2 separate regions of the Homo sapiens genome follow, and region 2 is linked to region 1. The links are chromatin loops, found by intact Hi-C in ENCODE. Cell type or tissue: A673. All regions are shown on one strand.

Region 1 (5,000 bases):
TAAACGGTGCTCTTGGAGGCTGCTTTATAGAGGCCTTCTAGACTGCGATCCCTCGGCCCTCCCCCCCGCCGTCCCTCTCCTTCCTTCCTCCCTTCTCCTCTCATTGCCAGTTCAGCAAGGCTCACGCGACCAGAACACTCCACTCTAAATAAATAAATCCTGAAATAAATATGGGTGTGAGTCTCATTAACATTACCTGTCAAATCCCTAAGCATAGAACCCCCAAATGGCCCCCTGGGTCTCCCAGTAATTTCTGGAAAGCACATAAAAAAAGACGATCAGTGGGTATATTTGTGGAAGTCATTAGCAGGGTGGGGGAAGATATGCTTATAAGTCAATAATTCTTTTTGACACGACCTTAGCTCTGGTTGTGTGGCGACTCCCCTTAATGGAAGGAAAAGACATATGGCCTGAGTTTTATGACAGATGTCAGGAATCCTGAAAGGTGGCACAGGGAAGATCTTGGTGATTTTTTTCCCCTTTTAACTGACACGGATATATGGGATATTTTGTCAACCTAATGAGTGTTTTCTTCAGTTCTTCTGATCATACAGTGGCAGGTGAACATAGTGACCCACTTTTCAAAGGACGGTAAATATCGAAGGCAAAATTTATGTTAGAAAAGGTCCAGAGAAGAGACACTCAATCTGAAATCTTAAAAATCGTATAGTGTTGGATTTATTGCATGTTACCTCTGCAGCGTGTTAATCCTTAATTGGGTTTTCAAAGTCATTAAGGGAAGATTCACATTTACCTCTTGAATAAAATTCCTGTGGCTCATATGTTGTTTATTTGGGAGAGTGTTGAGTTAGTGGTTCATCCCAAAGAGCATTTTCTGCTGTTTCGCATTTTGGAGTTCATAAGGGTGACCCTCATCATGGCCTCACAAAGATGTTAGGCATTGAACCTAAGAAGGAATGAGTTGCCCAAGTGCCTTGCTGACCTGCGACAGGGCCCTTTGTTATTTCTTTGAAGGAGAGCTATCAGGTGATACTCAGCAGAATTGCATCTCCAAGAGAGCTGATTACGGAGCCATGAGTGGACAACTTTAGAAAGTGATCACGATTTGGAGCACACGTTCCCAAGGCAGAGCTACTGAATTTGATTTGGGAGGAAAGAAGGTTTGAGATACAATACAGCACTTTGTAATCATTTATTTGTCTTGGAAAGGCCCCTGGAGGTGCTTGAATTATAATAGAAAACAGCAGTTATAAATCAGGCCATCAGCGTGTAGGGCCCGATCTCTGGCAGCACCCCGCATTCACTTAGCTAAGAGCTGCCACTTTCCAGCCCTTGCCTTGGTTTGTAAGAAAAAGGGGAACTTAGCTAACATCAAGATGCACTTGATTTTCCTGATTCTTTTTTTGTTTAAGCACCAAAGCAGTACCAGTAGCTTTCCGGGCTGCATTCTCAAAATGACTGTGGCCAATATTTTATCAAAAGCAGAGTCCTGAGTACTTGTGAATATTTGGCTGATTGATGCTTTCACTGACTTTTGCAGACCAAGTTTGAAAACAATTTTATTTAACTTATCTATCTGAGCCTTGTCCTTTCTCCCACGGCCAACTCCCTCCTCCATGTTCTCACTCTCCCCCCATTCTTTTTTTTTTTTTTTGAGACGGAGTCTCGCTGTTGCCCAGCCTGGAGTGCAGTGGCGCGATCTCAGCTCACTGCAACCTCTGCCTCCTGGGGTCAAGTGATTCTCCAGTCTCAGCCTCCTGAGTAGCTGGGATTACGGGTGCGTGCCACCACGCCTGGTTAATTTTTGTACTTTTAGTAGAGACGGGGTTTCAACACGTTGGCCGGGCTGGTCTTGAGCTGCTGACCTCAAGTGATCCACCTGCCTAGGCCTCCCAAAGTGCTGGGACTACAGGCGTGAGTCACTGTGCCGTGTTCCCTTCTTTCTAAAGGCCGACTCTCTTCACTGTTTCTATTCTTGTCACCCCCACTTCTGGAGCACTGAGGGGAACACAACATTGACTTGCAGTTTCGGAACCCTGGGTGGGAGCAGTGGGGGAGGAGGCAGTGGAGAGAATTTTGCTTCATGAGATGGTGGAGGGTTAATCCGGCCGCCCTCCCTGCTCCAGACCCCACCCTGGACCAGCAGTTCTTTGCCACGGTTGGCTGGGCTAAGTCAAACCTCCCTTTCTCATTCCAGTGGCAAGCATGACGGAATAGAAATGCATTCCCTTGATCAGGAATCCCTTCCAAGTCTTTCAGGGTGTGTTGGAGTTCTCGCAATGACCTTCTCTCAGGTTTCTGGGTACGATGGGAATACGTTCTTTTCAATGCACAGAGACAGTCCATCAGCATCCTGACCAAGAGGCTTCTATTTTAAAAATCCAAGTTAACTGGGCCATTTGGAGGCAAGCGTTTTAGCTGAAGCTATGCACTTTTACGTGTAATTTTGCATATGTAGCTGCAAGTCCAAAGAAAAGTCAAAATTGGGAAGTATCACTTCAAGATTTGTTTCCTTATTTTATTAGGGTTTCCATTTCTAGCAAGTTTTATTTGGCTATTTACTTTGCTTATATTAATACAATTCAGTTTGATGTTTTTCATAAGGAACAACTCTTGCTTCCTTTAAGTAAGGGAATTATTTAATTATTGAATGGGAATTTTCAATGCAAATCTTCCTGTAAGAAATAGCAATATATTTAAGTCAATCTATGCAATTTCTCTTCTGCGATTAGAAACAATTTTTGGCCTCCGCAGTGTGGGCTATTTTTTTTCCCAGCTGCCAGGCTGATGCATACATTTAGCCATCATATACATTTTCAGTGAAGAGTGGCTTAAATGATCTGCTTTGTTCACTGCTTAATTATGTTATTTTACTGTTCCTGAAAACCTGACACAAGGCAAATTTACATTACTGTGCTCCTAATTAGCCAATAATCCTTGAGGATTTGAATGATACATACCCAAAGTCATTTCCTTCTCCACTAAATATGAATTTCCTTACATCAGGTTAAGAGGATGGTGCAATGACAGAAGGCATCTTGGTGATGACAGCCCTCAACATGCCTGTCTCCTGAGTCACACTGCGTTAAAAACCACATAATGATTTCAGCAGTATCATAAAGTACATCATAGGAAATCAATAAATAAACGATGTAGTTGGCTAAGATGTGCTTAGTTGTTCATCAGATGGTAAAAGCCCTTGTAGATGCTTCTTCTAGTTTTTAAATGAACTCAGCTGTGCATTTCTTTGCCTGTAATCCACACTCTGCTCTATCTGCTTCACACTGTCCATTGGAAATGTGTCCATGTCAGCCAGCAGAGAATCTAGGTGGCCCCACAGGCAGCTCTATTAGCACCTGGAATTGCCCTGTTCACCGCAAAGCCTAGCTCTCAATCCAATCCATGTGCATCTCTGTACAGGTGACAGGCATCTCCCCCATTCAAGAGACTCTCTTCCTCACTTGCTACTTGTTACCCGTTACTGCTCCTGTGGCTTTCTTCCCTACCTCACTTTGTCTGGGCCTCCCTTCTGTCACACATGGCTGTGTGCTTCAGGGAAGTCAGGCTACATCTTCTGCCCTAAGTCTAGGTCAGGACTGGTCTAAGTCAGTGCTTCTCATACTACCTGGACCATCAACCAGATACAAGAAATTCATCTTACGTTGCAGCTCAGTGCACACATAAGTAGGTGGACATGTGTATATTCATATTTATATTTACATCTGGACTCAAATTTCACTTGCGAAATGGGAGTTGGGACCTACTCCATGGATGTCATGGATTTCAGTCGGCAGGGCCTGTCTAAGCTAGGGATGGTTTTAGGCAAGGGCACGTCATACGATTCTGGCCATAAGAAGCTGAGTGGCTCCTTGAGGGGTCTGAATTGTTAGCAGACTCAAGGGAGGCACCTGTGCGTTTTGGGCTGGGTGTCCTGCTGGCTGCATGGGATAACCGAGATGGGCTGCAAAGGCGCGGATCTGTGGATAGCAGATGACACCTTGGATCTTTGGTTATGTTGCTGAACTAGCCAGTATGCTGCCAAGCTATTTCAGGAAGTCTTGTTGTGAGATAAATTTCACTGTTGTTTAAGCCAGTTCGATTGGAGTTTTCTGTTACTTGCAGTCAAAAGCTTCTTAATATATTTCAGTGTCTAGGAATCACATCACCTGAGCTGGGGTTTGTGGTACCTGATGTTAACAGACTAGGGTCATATCCCAATTAAAAGAAGATGAACTTAGAACCCTTTTTGTCATGTTAAGTCAACTGAACATTTGTGGCTTTAGTGGCCCATGGGACTGGTTTGGGGACCTGATTCAGCATAAACTGAAATTTGTGATTTGACCTCTGTGGTTTTGGCTACTTGTAGGTAACCTAGAAGGCTCATGGCATATAGTCATTTGTAATTTGCTGAGCCACATATTTAGATTTTGTATGCCATAAAATGGATTCTGTATGCTGTGAATACTGAATCGATGAGCCCAGATAACACCCAGCAGGTTTATGATGTGGCTGTGTGGGTCTCCTCTTCTCTTCATAGACAAGAGGAGACAAGAAAATGGCTCAAACTCATTTTCTCATGATGAAGTATTCGCTACCCCTCCCTTCCACCTTACACACACCACAAGCTATTTGTTAATGCTGGAAATAAAGAGAAAGTAAAGTAAATGGTGATTCATATCTGGGAAATTGAACTCTGGAGAAAGAGGAGAACAAAATACTGGGTTGTGGCCCCTACCCAGTACCAGAATGGGTCCCCTGGAAAATCAATGCGGTCATGAGAAGAAGTGACCTATGAAACTGTGGGTGTGAATGCTTCATCCAGGGCAGAAATTACTTGCTGATGAGGGCTAAGCATCAGTGGAAGTTTGGAGAGCATTCTACAATTGTGTGTAGACTGCCAGTAAGCTTGTTGGACATGATATAATGATATACCTCAGTGTCCCTGGATGGGAGTTTGTGAGGGTCTCGGGACATGCTCCCATGAATGTGAAGAGTCTTCTGAATCCACAGTGAGTGAATGCTCTGTAAGCCAGAGGATG
Region 2 (5,000 bases), 170 kb after region 1:
GGCCCCTCCAACATCAACAGGGATCTAACTAAGAGAAAGAGGCTGGCATAAAAATGCCTTGGAAAGGTTTTAGTTTGGCCATTCTTTGGCCAACTAAACTTTGGTGTTTGATTTTTTAGTATTTAATCAGGCCTCTACTCTTTGACCCAGCCACTCCCCAGTCATGTCCGGGCCGAACTGCTTTATAACCACGAGGTGTCTGTTTCCCTCCTAAGACTCTTGAGCTTCCTCCTCTGATGAATGATCTTGACCATCACTTTGTGTTTTCTCTTCTGCTCTTGGGCCCAGCACTGTGCCAGAGCAGTGGTGGCGGGGATGACGTCCCATGAGGCACCTGCACAGCACGGGGCAAAACCATGGACCCCCGCGGTTAATTAACAGCAACGGAGAATTGAGAATAGATCATGAAATTGTCTGGAATTAGGGCTCTTTCTACTCATGGAGTCCATTATTCCAAGCTTGGGGTAACCGCTTCATGGACATTCAAAGCTATGGGGGAAAGTGAGGAAGATGAGAAACTCCACAGAATCCAAACCCACTCCTGGCTCCTCCAGGTGAATGGGTGAGAGGCTTCAGGAGGAAGTTCCTCCCGGAGGCCTTCTGTTCCTGCTGCAGGACCCGCAGCAGCAATAGGAAAATAGTAATGTGTCTAACCTTGTTTACCCCTGCACACCCTGCGTGCATTCAAGGTGTTCGTTTCCCCTTCTTAAATTTTTTCCAAAGGCCATCCCAATTCGTGTTGTGGAAAAGGATGAGATTAAACGGGTGAGGTTTCCTCCATGAATATTCCTGAGTTGATAAAGGTGCATTTTTCCCATTCTATCCAGAATCTAGCCAGTGGGAAACTGAGAAACTCATAAAAAAAATACCTTATGTATTCTAGAAAGGGACTGTGCTCTTTAATTGAAAGAAAAACAACAAACAGGTCTTTGGGATATGGGTGAAATATGCTATTTAAAGGGAAAGTGAAATTACCTTGACTGTAGCCTTTTTTTTTTTTTTTTTGGATAAAATTCAAGATAGACTAGCTCCTTCCTAAGTCTGCTTTGATCTAAATAATAAGCTTTTGAGGTGCTAATGCATAGGCAATGGGGATTAAAGAAATAAAGATGAAGATTATACAGATGGGTAAAGGAAATTTAAAAGGCATTTCCTAAACCTTGTAGCTCTCCCCGCTAAAACCTTCATGGTAGCAAAAATCAAAGGAGAATGTTAAAGAGTCAACAGTCAGGAGCCTCTTTTTTGTCTGGGAAGTAGATGATTAACTGTAGAAAAGACAGTCACGCTGGGTTTTTTTTACCTCTTGCCCACCTCCTGCTGAATGAACAGGAGAAGTCGCAGATTGGAGCCTTCCACACACTGGACAACTGAAAGTTGACTCTAGATTTTTAATATCCTCAATGTGATCATAAACCTATGGAGACTGCACAGAATTTGTGTTTGTTTCTGCAACTTTCTGAATCACCGTCTTTTTCTATAGTTTGTTTTTCATCATTCCCTTCCCCCTACCCCCAGAAATAAGTTTAAGGTCACAGTTGTGTTTTTATTTATTTATTTTTTTATTATTGAGACAGAATCTCACTCTGTCACCCAGGCTGGATTGCAGTGGTGCGATCCCAGCTCACTGCAACCTCTGCCTCCTAGGTTCAAGCGATTCTCATGCCTCAGTCTCCTGAGTAGCTGGGATTACAGGCATGCACCACCACGCCAGGCTAATTTTTGTATTTTTTGGTAGAGACAAAGTTTCGCCATGTTGGCCAGGCCAGTCTCGAACTTCTGGCCTCAAGTGATCCGCCCACCTCAGCCTCCCAAAGTGCCGGGATTACAGGCGTGAGCCACCGTGCCCAGCCTGTGTTTTTAGTTTTGGTAACTGCCCATAATATGAGCTGTGTGCTTGCTCTTCACCTAGTAGAAGAGGGGTGGAGTGCCCTGACTTTTGCCTCAAAAAAACACTCAAAATCTACATTAAGATAAAGTGGTCCAAAGACGATAAAAGTGTCAATTTGTAAAGCTAATGTTGAAATTTAATATCATTTCTGAATTGTCAATTACCATTTATTTGGACAAGGCACAGTGCCTGGTGCCTAAATGACATTAGATGGCCGAATGACAGCCCTGTTACACGTGGGTGCTGAACTGTGGCAGCTCAGGGGAAGCCAACCTCAGCAATTCCTGGGGTGGGGAGGATGTGATGTGTGAGTCATGCCTTGAATGAGAAACATTTAAATTGACAAAGCCTGAGGGGAAGGGACATTCCAGACTGAGAAGCTAGGTTAATAATGATCTCCTTTTGTAATTTGATGTCAGTAATATGCAAATATTCTTTGGGCATCATAAAAAACTCAATTCCTGTTTAAAGTAAGGTCTCCTTCAGTTTGAGAGCACACACTTTGCAGCTAGTGAGACTCAAGTTCAAGTCCCAGCTTCGCAATTTTCTGTGTGTGCCTAGTAATCTTCCAAAGTTTTCCTTTTCTCAGCAATGGGACATAAAACAATATCTGCTTCACAGTGTTATAGTGAGGACTGAATGACATAATGTGGCTTATGTAGTTTACGGTCTGACCTAATGCAATTTAGCTTTGCATGTAACTGTGTCATATGTTAAAGCCGTTGCCTATGTTAGTGAGTGTGCCGCCACCGATCCACCATTAGAAACCTGTGTTGCTGCTGGTGGCCTCAGCACAAGAAAACTGGCTCAGGCACAGAATAAAGTGAAAAGCTGGTGCCAAACCCTGGGAAGTGGATTCCCTCTGCTCCCTATTTTTCAAGTTGGGTTATTTCATTGTTTTGTAAAAATGTTAAATATTTTTTATAAATAATTAAAGCAATGACATGACTAGTATACATCTATACTCTGCCACCTGCTCACCACCCAGTTTTATATCATTATTACTGTACCTGGCCAAACAATAGATCAAGTATTAAAGGAAACAAACATGCAAGAACTCAAAAAATAAGATAAATATAAATCCTTATAGAAACAACTGGGCACATCTAAGCCCAGCCAAAGTTACATGATATATAAATTATATTATAATTTTATATAAATATTATTATATTAATAGTATAATTATTAATAGTATAATCTATATAGAATAGAATTATATTCTATATAAATTTGTTATAATTTATAATATACAATAATATATATGTTATAACATATAATACTATATAATATGTAGTTATATATAATTTATGTATTATAATATATTATAAAATTTATATAATATATAAATGACATTATATAATTTATTATATAAAATTTATATATAATATATACATGACATTTATATATAATTTATATACAATAAATTATATAATATGATATATATAATATAAATTATATGTAACATACATAACATATAACATAATTTCTATTATAAATGATAATAGAAATTATACATTTATTATAATGTATTTATATTAGATTATAAATATAAATTATATTATTTTCCTGGTGTTTATTGCATTTGTACATTTATATATGCTTTTACATGTATTACTTGATTTATCATCTTTAAAATTTACATCTTTGTTCTCCTTATGTAAAGATGAGAAAAATTGGGAACTTACAGTATTTCTAAATCCACTCTTCCTCATCACTACCCAACTGTTGAAGCTGTTTTTTATATAATGTAGAATTAGACATACATGTACATATGTACAGTTAGAAAATACATATACCTATACATATTTGTATTTTTTTCTTTTATCAAAATTCCCAGTGTTGTCACAGTTTAATGCTCCTGATAAGTGGGTCTGATGCTCATGAAGAGTCCTTGGCTGATGGTTGTTCCATTTACTTTGGGCTAGGCTGAGATGTGCCCTCTAGTTGTTTCTATAAGAAGGGCTTATAGGTATTATATTTATTGAGTTCTGGCACATTTGTTTCCTTTAATAGTTGGATTATTGTTTGGCCAGGTACAAAATTCTTGGGCTACTACCCTCTCTCCCAGGGGTTTCAGGTGGCCGTTCATTGTGTTCTTGCACTACCCGGCACTTAGAGCTGATTAATCCTCTATGTCCCCAAAGGATTCTTTCTTCTTTTGGAGGATCAACAGCTTCACTAGCATGTGACTCAGTATTGATTGCTCATATCATTTTTCTTGGTCCATAGCATATGCTTTCAATCCATAGATTCAAGTTGCCTTTTATTTCTGAAAAGTTTTCTTAAATTATATCTCAAAGGTTTGTTTTCCTTTTCTGTTTCAGTTTTTCAGTGCTCTGCTTCAGGGATACCATTTATGTGTTTGTTGCCTATCTTATTTCTGTCTTATCTAGGCATTATTTTTCCCTCTACTTTTTGGCCCACGTTTCCTTATTTCCACTTTCTTTGCTCCGTTCCTCAGTCCTGTCCTCCATGTCTCTTCCTGTGTTGCCAGAAATGCACATTCCTGACTGCGGTTTGGTCAAGGTGGTCTTCATTTCTGTGATGGTTTTATTTTTTCACCCACTCTTAGTTTTCCTCTTATTTCTTCTCCTACTGTTGGCAGTCAATGTATTTTTTAAACTCCTGTAGCTCCACTTTGAGATTTTACATTAAATAAGTGATTATCTCATTAAATTTTTAAAAAATTAGTGCGGCATATTTGGTACCAATTTTCATCTGCTCCACAGAAACTTCTTTCTAGTCAGTGTTCTTTACTTACCATTTGTTTTCCTGTTCATTTTATTCCTTTTCAAGTAGCAATTTAAATATATTCTGTGCTTATTTGCTTATCCATTTTTAAAAATTATTACTCATCTTGGAAGGAGGTGAACTATTCATGGGCCAGCCTTTTAAAGAAGTTTAATGTTGGTAAGGACCAGGGCAGCATCCTGGCAGACAGACTTCTCCTTTATTATCAGCAGATTTCCTTAAGATGATAAATCTTTTTGGCAATTACCTCTTTCCAACCAAAGAAAGCAACAACTGCAAGCCTGCTTCTAACAGGATCTCCCCGACTCTGCCTCTCCAACCAACAGCTTCCTGCAAATATGGCCACTGACATGTCTCCTCA

The links. A loop is a pair of places that touch in the nucleus more often than their neighbours do. Peaks named below come from ENCODE experiments on the same cell type or tissue, not always from the same donor. Only the 100,000 strongest peaks of a DNase experiment are listed, where the experiment ranks them.
Region 2: it touches region 1 in a loop (2.4-fold over the local background); 2 of 110 quality-filtered maps call a loop at or near these places.

The regions. Positions count from the first base shown.
Region 1 is chr10:129,326,717-129,331,716 of GRCh38, reverse strand. No RefSeq gene overlaps it. Among named protein-coding and RNA genes, the nearest start is that of MGMT, 140 kb to the left of the region's middle. In A673, no CTCF peak of the experiment used is centred here; a DNase peak (open chromatin) is centred at 2,966; H3K27ac peaks cover 4,013 bases.
Region 2 is chr10:129,158,545-129,163,544 of GRCh38, reverse strand. No RefSeq gene overlaps it. Among named protein-coding and RNA genes, the nearest start is that of LINC02667, 250 kb to the right of the region's middle. In A673, no CTCF peak of the experiment used is centred here; a DNase peak (open chromatin) is centred at 2,184; H3K27ac peaks cover 654 bases.